Regions from separate parts of the Homo sapiens genome. Here region 1 is linked to region 2. A link is an interaction called in ENCODE POLR2A ChIA-PET data of the cell type or tissue named here. Cell type or tissue: PC-9. All regions are shown on one strand.

What was found. Peaks named below come from ENCODE experiments on the same cell type or tissue, not always from the same donor. Only the 100,000 strongest peaks of a DNase experiment are listed, where the experiment ranks them.
Region 1: POLR2A ChIA-PET joins it to region 2 with 5 read pairs; 2 of 35 experiments call an interaction of 5 or more read pairs at or near these places.

The regions. Positions count from the first base shown.
Region 1 is chr6:3,385,222-3,389,221 of GRCh38, forward strand. The region is part of intron 3 of SLC22A23 (solute carrier family 22 member 23); the gene reads right to left. Among named protein-coding and RNA genes, the nearest start is that of SLC22A23, 70 kb to the right of the region's middle. In PC-9, no CTCF peak of the experiment used is centred here; no DNase peak of the experiment used is centred here.
Region 2 is chr6:3,524,715-3,528,714 of GRCh38, forward strand. No RefSeq gene overlaps it. Among named protein-coding and RNA genes, the nearest start is that of SLC22A23, 70 kb to the left of the region's middle. In PC-9, no CTCF peak of the experiment used is centred here; a DNase peak (open chromatin) is centred at 2,397; H3K27ac peaks cover 1,129 bases.

The DNA of each region.
Region 1 (4,000 bases), 140 kb before region 2:
GTTAAGATGGGCTGGGCACGGTGGCTCATGCCTGTAATCCCAGCACTTTGAGAGGCCAAGGTGGGTGGATCACTTGAGGCCAGGAGTTTGAGACCAGCCTGGCCAACACAGCAAAATCCTGTCTCTACTAAAAATACAAAAAAAATTAGCCGGGTGCGGTGGCCCATGGCTATAGTTCCAACTACTTGGGAGTCTGAGGCACAAGAAGTCCTTGAGTCTGGGAGGCAGAGGTTGCAGTGTGCAGAGATGGTGCCACTGCACTCTAGCCTGGGCGACAGAGCAGAACTCTGTCTCAAAAAACAAAAAAAAAGGTTAAGATGGTAAATTTTATGGTATGTGTATTTTACCATGATCAAACAGAAAGTTGTAAAACACAGGTGCCTTAGCTGAACCACACAACTGACAAGTTTACTAAAAATTAGCTTTGTCCCCTACTGTTGGAGCTAATTGTCTGAGTTCCCTTACAAGTCTGGGCTCCTTGGGGAAGTCCTCTGAAGTCACAGCCCATGCTCAGTGCCAGCCACTCCTGACCAGGGCTGCCCACAAACACATGTGCCTGCAACTGGCCCATATGAAAAACAAAAACTCCCTGTCCTCAAAACAAACAACATTCCTCAGAGAGCACTCTGTTACCAGGACAGAGAGACGTATTAGAGCTAGAATACTGCAAAGGGAAATGTGGTCATCTCATTTTTTTTCACAGTTCTTTTCCAAAAAGAACATCCACAGAATAGCCTATTAGGCTGCCAAGATACTGCAACAAACACCCAAGCCCCGCATTTGAGCAGGACGCTGCCAGATGTGACACATCTCACTCTAAATGATGCGGCTCTCAAATTCCCCATTCATGCCCATTCCTGTGGTCACTGATGAGGGGACTTCAATCGGCTTGAAGAACTCACACCTTTCCACACCCCTCCCGGGTGTCTCATTACCTGACGAGGTGGATTTATTAATGATCTGGGTTGACATTAGCTGGGAGCATCACAGGGAAGCCAGTGTGCCCTGACAGTGCACGGTTAGGGGTTTAGAAACCCAAGGCAGGGGAGGTAGGAAGGGGAGGCAGAAAAGGCTGCTCAGGGTGGCGGTGGCCCAAGCTGGAGGGCAGACAAGCCTCAGGCTGGAGAGCGAAGGAGAAGGGAGAGCACGCTTGCTCTGTGTACGCCACACGCACAACCAGCCCTGGGGTCCCTGGATGTGGCACCAGGAGTTGGTGCTTCTCTTTCCTCCTCAAGAAGTTGGCTTCTCTGGAAAGTGGGGGAGGGTCTGAATAAAGCAGCCAACAGGAGGCTCCGGGTTCTGAGGCAGCCTTGTTCTTCCAGACACAGAGGAGGCTGGCACTGCCAGGCTTGGAGGCTGCTTGCTCCTCAGTAGCCGTGCCAAGCGTGGCTGGGGACAGCCCGAGAGCTCAGAACGGCCTTCCAGGGCCAACCCTCTTGCTCTACAGATGAAAAGAGTGAATCCAGGACTGCCGGGGACCTGCCCCAGGGTCACCCAGCGTGGGAGGGGTGGAGGCGGCAGTGGGACTGGGTCTCCCACCCAGGGCACCACTGGAAGGACATCTGGAAAGTCTGCATACTCTGATGCTGACACACGGACCTGGCAGCAACATGGGGAACAAGGACTTGCTTCCACAGGGCCGGCACCCCAGGGCGGGGCAGGCACCCCAGGGTGCAGCAGGCCTTTCTCTGGTTCGTCACTCAGACCACCACTCCAGCCTTTGAAATCAACAACAACCACACACAACTCTTCTCTTCCAACCTCACCCAGATTTTCACCTTTGTTTCTCAGAAAAACCCTACTAACCTTTAAAAAATACACACGTTTAGAAGAGACAGCTTTTTGAGGAGTGAGGAGGTAAACAGCAGTGTACCTAGCCACATGGATTATCTGCCCTTCATAGCTGTGAGTCCCTTTGCTGAAGAAATAAAGTGACTCACTCCTAACAAACTAAGTGGAGAAAGGGAAAACTAGTAACTGCAGAGGAGAAGCCTGGCAGACCCCATCTCAACTGAGGAAGGTTAGCGTGACCAGTGACAGCTCACGCTGACGTCAGAGCTCCTGCCTCGATACGACGCCATGAGCAGGGTGGTGCTCTTCCCCCTAGTCTGATCAAGAGAAAGTATCAGACAGACCCACATCGAGGGGCATTCTGCAAAATACCAACCCGTTACACCACTGTCCTCATCACAGTGTTAAGGTCACAAAAGACAAACCCAAGGAACTGTCACAGATCAGAGGCGACTGTGGAGACACAGCTACATTTAATAGAGTGTTCTGGAACAGAAAAAGGACAGTAGAGAAAACACTGGTGAGATTCAAGGAAAGTCCGTCGTTTAGTTAGTCCCACGACAACGTCCGTTTCTCAGCTCTGGGGACCGTAGCGTGGTTATGTGAGTTCACGTTAGCGGAAGGCGGGTGAGTGAAGGGCTTACAGAAAATCTCTGTACTGCCTTTGCCATTCCTCTGTAAGTCTAAAATTATTTTAACTGTACTGCTTTTGCCACTCCTCTACTTTAAAATGTTTTTAAAATATGGTGAACAAGTAAGTATATGTATATTTCATTCAAAGAGTTAACGAAACCCAAGAGTCGTGGGCTTCTCTGATAAAGTTCTCTGAGGGTGAGTGGCAGGAAAGGAGAAGGCAGGCCGCAGCGAGGATGTCCTGGCAGCCCACGACAGTCTGTGCCACGGCATCTCCTTTCGGTGGAATTCGTGCTGTTCCTGCTGCCTGAAAGAGAAGCCCAACAAGTCCCCTCTGGCAAGTGCAATTTTTCCCACCAGTTATCCTAAAATCAAATTAAAACCGGATGCAGGCTACAACCAAGCACTCAAATCACTGGTGCAGCCCTTGACTTTGTAAAATCAAAATGGCTCACTGGCCTAGATGTAGGGAGAGGGCAAGCCCGCCACAGAAACACAGAAGGGGGTTCATTCAACAAAGAACGAAGGAGACTCATCCAACAAATGTATCCAGTGCTTTGGAACGTGAGACTCAATAGGTCAGGTGAAAGTGCTGGTGTCACAGAGCTCACATACTTCCTCATGGGGGAGGGCAGAAATGCAATAAAATGCAATAAAATGCAATAAACAGAAACAAAATGCAATAAACAAAAACATCAGAGTGGAAAGTGTATGCAGATCACAATGCTACCATCAAACAAAAACAAAAAAGAAAATGACAAGTTTTGGGCGAGGATGTGGAGAAACTGAAACCCTTGTGGCCTGCTGGTGGGAATGTCAGATGGAACAGCCAGCCACCGTGGAAAACTGTGACACTTCCTCGAAAACATAAAAATACAATTACCATATGACCCAGCCATCCCACTTCTGGGTATATGCCTAAAACAAATGAAAGAAGGTACTCAGAAATTGTACAACCAAGTTCATAGCAGCGTTATTCACAACAGCTAAAACATGGAAGCAACTCAAGTCTCCATCAACTGATGAATGGATAAGCAAAATGCGGTCCATCCATACAGATACATGGATACAATGGAACATGATACAGCCTTGAGAAGGAAGAAAATCTTGTCCCGAGCTGCAGTGTGATGAACCTTGAAGACATGATGCTAACTGAAGTAGATCAGTCACAATAGGACAAATACCATCTGATGCTACTTATAAGGTACCTAGCGTTGTCAAATTCAAAGAGACAGACAGCAGAATGGGGGTTCCCAGGGGCTGTGGGGAGGGGGAATGGGGAGTTCGTATTTTTTGCAGACCAGAGTTTCAGTTCTGCAAATGAAAAAGTTCTGTGGTGGCTGCGGGCGTGGTGGCTCACTCCTGTAATCCCAGCACTTTGGGAGGCTGCGGCGGGCAGATCACTCGAGGTCAGGAGCTCGAGACCAGCCTGGCCAACATGGTGAAGCCCCATCTCTACGAAAAATATAAAAATTAGCTGGGTGTGGTGGAGCATGCCTGAGATCCCAGCTACTCAGGAGTCTGAGGCAGGAGAATCACTGCAACCCGGGAGGTGGAGGTTGCAGTGAGCCAAGAC
Region 2 (4,000 bases):
AGGATGGTCAGATAATCAGTGAGGCAATGGGTGTCCAGGAAAAGCTTTGATTCCATTGCACAGTTAGGTCCACAACCTCTTGTCTTTCATTAACTGTGCACATTTATTCCCCACCAGTGAAGTCACAGAGATTAAGTGAAATTTTGCAGAAAAGAAAACAGCACAGAAGTGTTTGCAGCATGAGCTTCTCATTTTTACCTTTCAGGTCTCTTAGAAAGTTCTTTTACTTAAGGCACAGATTTTGGCATTGGAGAAGAGTGTTCATGTCTCTCTTACATCCTATGACATCTATAATTAAATTATAGATCCTGAACCATAGTTATTACATTTCTGAGAGAAGGAGGCAGATGGCCTTTGGTCTCACACCTGGGTTACAGGCAAAGGCATCCCCGATACTCATATTCCTACCTCTCTTCACTTTGGTGTCAGTTTCTAATGCTGGTTGTGGAGAAAGGGACAACCCACAACCAATAATGTGATGCTCCCTGCAAAGCTGCCCCTAACTCCACTGAGCATTGAGACAATCAAGATTCTCATCAGAGAGTGTTGTCCAGCAGCAGAACATTCTCCAGTGGTGGTGGTCACATTATGCAGCCGTTCTTTCAAATTCCAAGGGTATGTATAGGAGGCATGGGTGATCACTGCTGCTTGGAAATGGGGCTTCAACAACTAATGGAAAGCAGCAGACAACTGAGATTTAAGCAAGCGCTGAGAGCCTCAAGAGTGGGCAGGGCCCATGGCCAAGGTGCTATGCTGATGGGCCCCGTCCAAGAGCAAGTGGCCCCAAGAGCATCTGAGAACAGATGCACTTTTGGAAACCTCTGGCAGTGAAAGTCCTGGGTCCAAAGCCACTTTATACAAGTCTTTTGTTGTTCACTGCACAACTCTAGGGGGCACCACTCACTTTGCTATCTGGGGAACAGTGTTTCTGGGGTCATACAGTGCAAAGCCTGCAGAACCATGCAGCTTTGGACTTTTAGCGTGTCTAACTTCATCAAGGTGGACAATCTTCACCCTGCCAGCAGGACAAATTGCATTTTGATGGGGGCATATAGGCCAGACTTCTCCACACTTGGAACCAAGTGCTCAAGGAGGCAGGTGGTGAGCCCAGCAAGATCAGGCAGAGGCCTCCTGTCCTCTGGGCAGCCCAGCAAAAGCTCTGCTCCCCAGGGCCAGTCAAATGGGAGGGTGGTGATGGAGAGAATAGTCTCTGAATTAGAGACCCAAATTTGAATTCTTCCCCATGTGTTGCAGCAACAGACACCACTGCTCCCGTGTTTTACCACTTCAGTCCCCCTGTGACTACAGCCGAAGATGTGGCCATCTTGTGCCTCAAGAGTGTCCTGCAGGCCTTTTTGCTTTCTGCCCTGAAGAGGTAACGCCAGGCTGAAAGCTAGTGCAGACGTGTTCTCCTTTAGTTGCACAATTCTGGGGACGTCATGCATCTCATACAACCTTATGTTGACATCCCCTGTTTTCCTGTCCCTCATGCTTCCTGGGATCAACTCCCAAGTTACCTGCTTGTACCCAAGTCTGTCTCAGGCGCTGCTTTGGATGGAGCCCAGACTCAGAATGTTACCTCACTTGCCTGCACCTCAGTTTTCTCACCCGTGTTATGGGGGCATATGCATGGCTCACAGGTACTTTGCAGAATCCCTATGACATGGCCAACTGAGGTAATGCCTGGAAAACATCTTGCACAGGTGCGGCCATGGCAAATGCTCCACCCATGCCATCTACCACTGTTTTACTAGGAGGGCTCCAGCTGCCTGCCAAGGGGAGCATGCAGCCTTCCCTGCCACCTGACATTGCTACTCTCATGTTACACTTCTAGCACCTTTCATATTTTGATTAGCTGAGACCATTCCTAGGGAAAAACCCACTGCAAAAATAGACAGATAGCAAAATAAATAAAAACAACAACAACAAAACAAAAACAACAAAAAACCCCCAAAACACAAGCAACCTTATGGGTACTAGCTGGCACTTCAAAACTAACATTCCCCATCTCCCACAAATACACAAGAACCAACTGTAGCCTGTGTCTGCTATAAGTGGGTGATACACCGTCCTTTCAACTTGGAAAAACCTCTTCCTGAACTTAATAGTAACAGAATTGCATCTCATTCTTGTGCTTTTTGCCCACAGAGATCAAACAGGGACTTCACGATCTTTGCCTCAACAGGTCCTTGTTTCACCCCACCCTGAGCAGGTGTGTGAGAAATGGGAGTGAGAATGCCACTGTTTGCCCCCTCTGCCTGTGACATTCTTGAGCTTATTTGCTAAACAATTCCTTCTAGCCCATGCCCCCGTCACTGTGCTGCTGAAGAGGGCTGCTCACACCATGAAACAAAACTTTCCAAGGGCAGGATTCCCCGGGGGAATTTGGATATCAACCCTGGTTTCAACATGCACATTCCTGTACGTTCCATGGGCAGAGGTGGACATGCAGCTCCTGGTGCAGGGACTCGCCCAGCTTTGAGCTGTGAGTAAGCGTCCGGGCGCTGAGGTCCACTGCTCTTAACCCCCACTCAGCTGTGGGTTCACCCCGGTCTCCCCAGGCCTCCATGAGCCCCTAGCTAAGGGACTTGCCTTTAGTCTGTGGGCCTGGTGACAGCGAGACAGGTCAGGCTCTATTTTTGTTTGAATTTTTTTAAAGGTGAATTAAACCTTGCCTGGGGACCATGTAAGGTTGAATTCACCTTCAAAAAATTTTCAAACAAAAATTTTGCAGTTAGATTTCCAGGTAAGGGGATTCTCAGTGCCATTCTGGAGGCTGAAAGGGTTAATTAACGCCAAGTAGCTGAGAGATTTACTACCGAGGATCTTAGGGAGGGGATAGTTGCTAAGATTATCTAGATAATGCACACACAAGAAATCCCGAGGTAGGGGAATGAGTTAACTGGGCAAGGCCTCCTTTCCCACAGTGGAGCCCAGGCTGAGAAACATTTTTTCTCATTTTGGAGTCAGACGTTTTTGTGCTGGTGGGTGGAGTAGAGTGGGGGAGTGTCAAACTTTTCACATAAAGGGATGGATAGTAATTCTTTTAGGCTTCCTGGACCAGATGGTCTCTGTCACAATAGCAGAACTCTGCAGTCGGAGCAGGAAAGCAACCATAGACCATACGTGAGCCAATGGGCATGGCTGTGTGCCAATAAAACTTTATTTACAAAAACAGACTGTGGGCCGGATTTGGATGATGAGAGACCAAACTACAGAGGCCTATAGTTTGTTGATCTTAGATTTAGACTGTGACTTATATAGTCCTGTGCTGCATAATGATGTTTTGGTCAACAATGGACTGCATATAGGACAGTTGTCTCATAAGATTAAACATTGCACTTTTTTTTTCTTTTTGAGAGGGAGTTTCACTCTTGTTGCCCAGGCTGGAGTGCAATGTATAATCTCAGCTCACTGCAACCTCTGCCTCCTGGGTTCAAGTGATTCTTCTGCCTCAGCCTCCCAAGTAGCTGGGAATACAGGCACGCGCCACCATGCCCAGCCAATTTTGTATTTTTAGTGGAGATGGGGTTTCTCCACGTTGGTCAGGCTGGTCTTGAACTCCTGACCTCAGGTAATCTGCCCCCCCGGCCACCCAAAGTGCTGGGATTATAGGTGTGAGCCACCACACCCGGCCTTAAAACTGCACTTTTATTGTATCTTTTCTTTGTTTGGATACACAAATATTTACCATTGTGTCACAATTGCCTACAGTATTCAGTAGTGACCTGCTGTTCAGGTTTGTATTCTAGGAGCACTAGGTTGTACAATACAGCCTAGGTGTGTAATAGGTTCTACCACCTAGGCGTGAGTAAGTTCACTCTATAATGTTCACACGACAAAATTGCCTCATGACACATGTTTTAGAAGGTGTCCCCTTTGTTAAGTACATGACTGCACTCCTTCAGAAAGTTTTGAGTCTTGATACACAGCACATATTCTTAATAGGTAGTTTGCTCTCTAGGATGAGATACACAGGAATGTCATCAAAACCAAACAC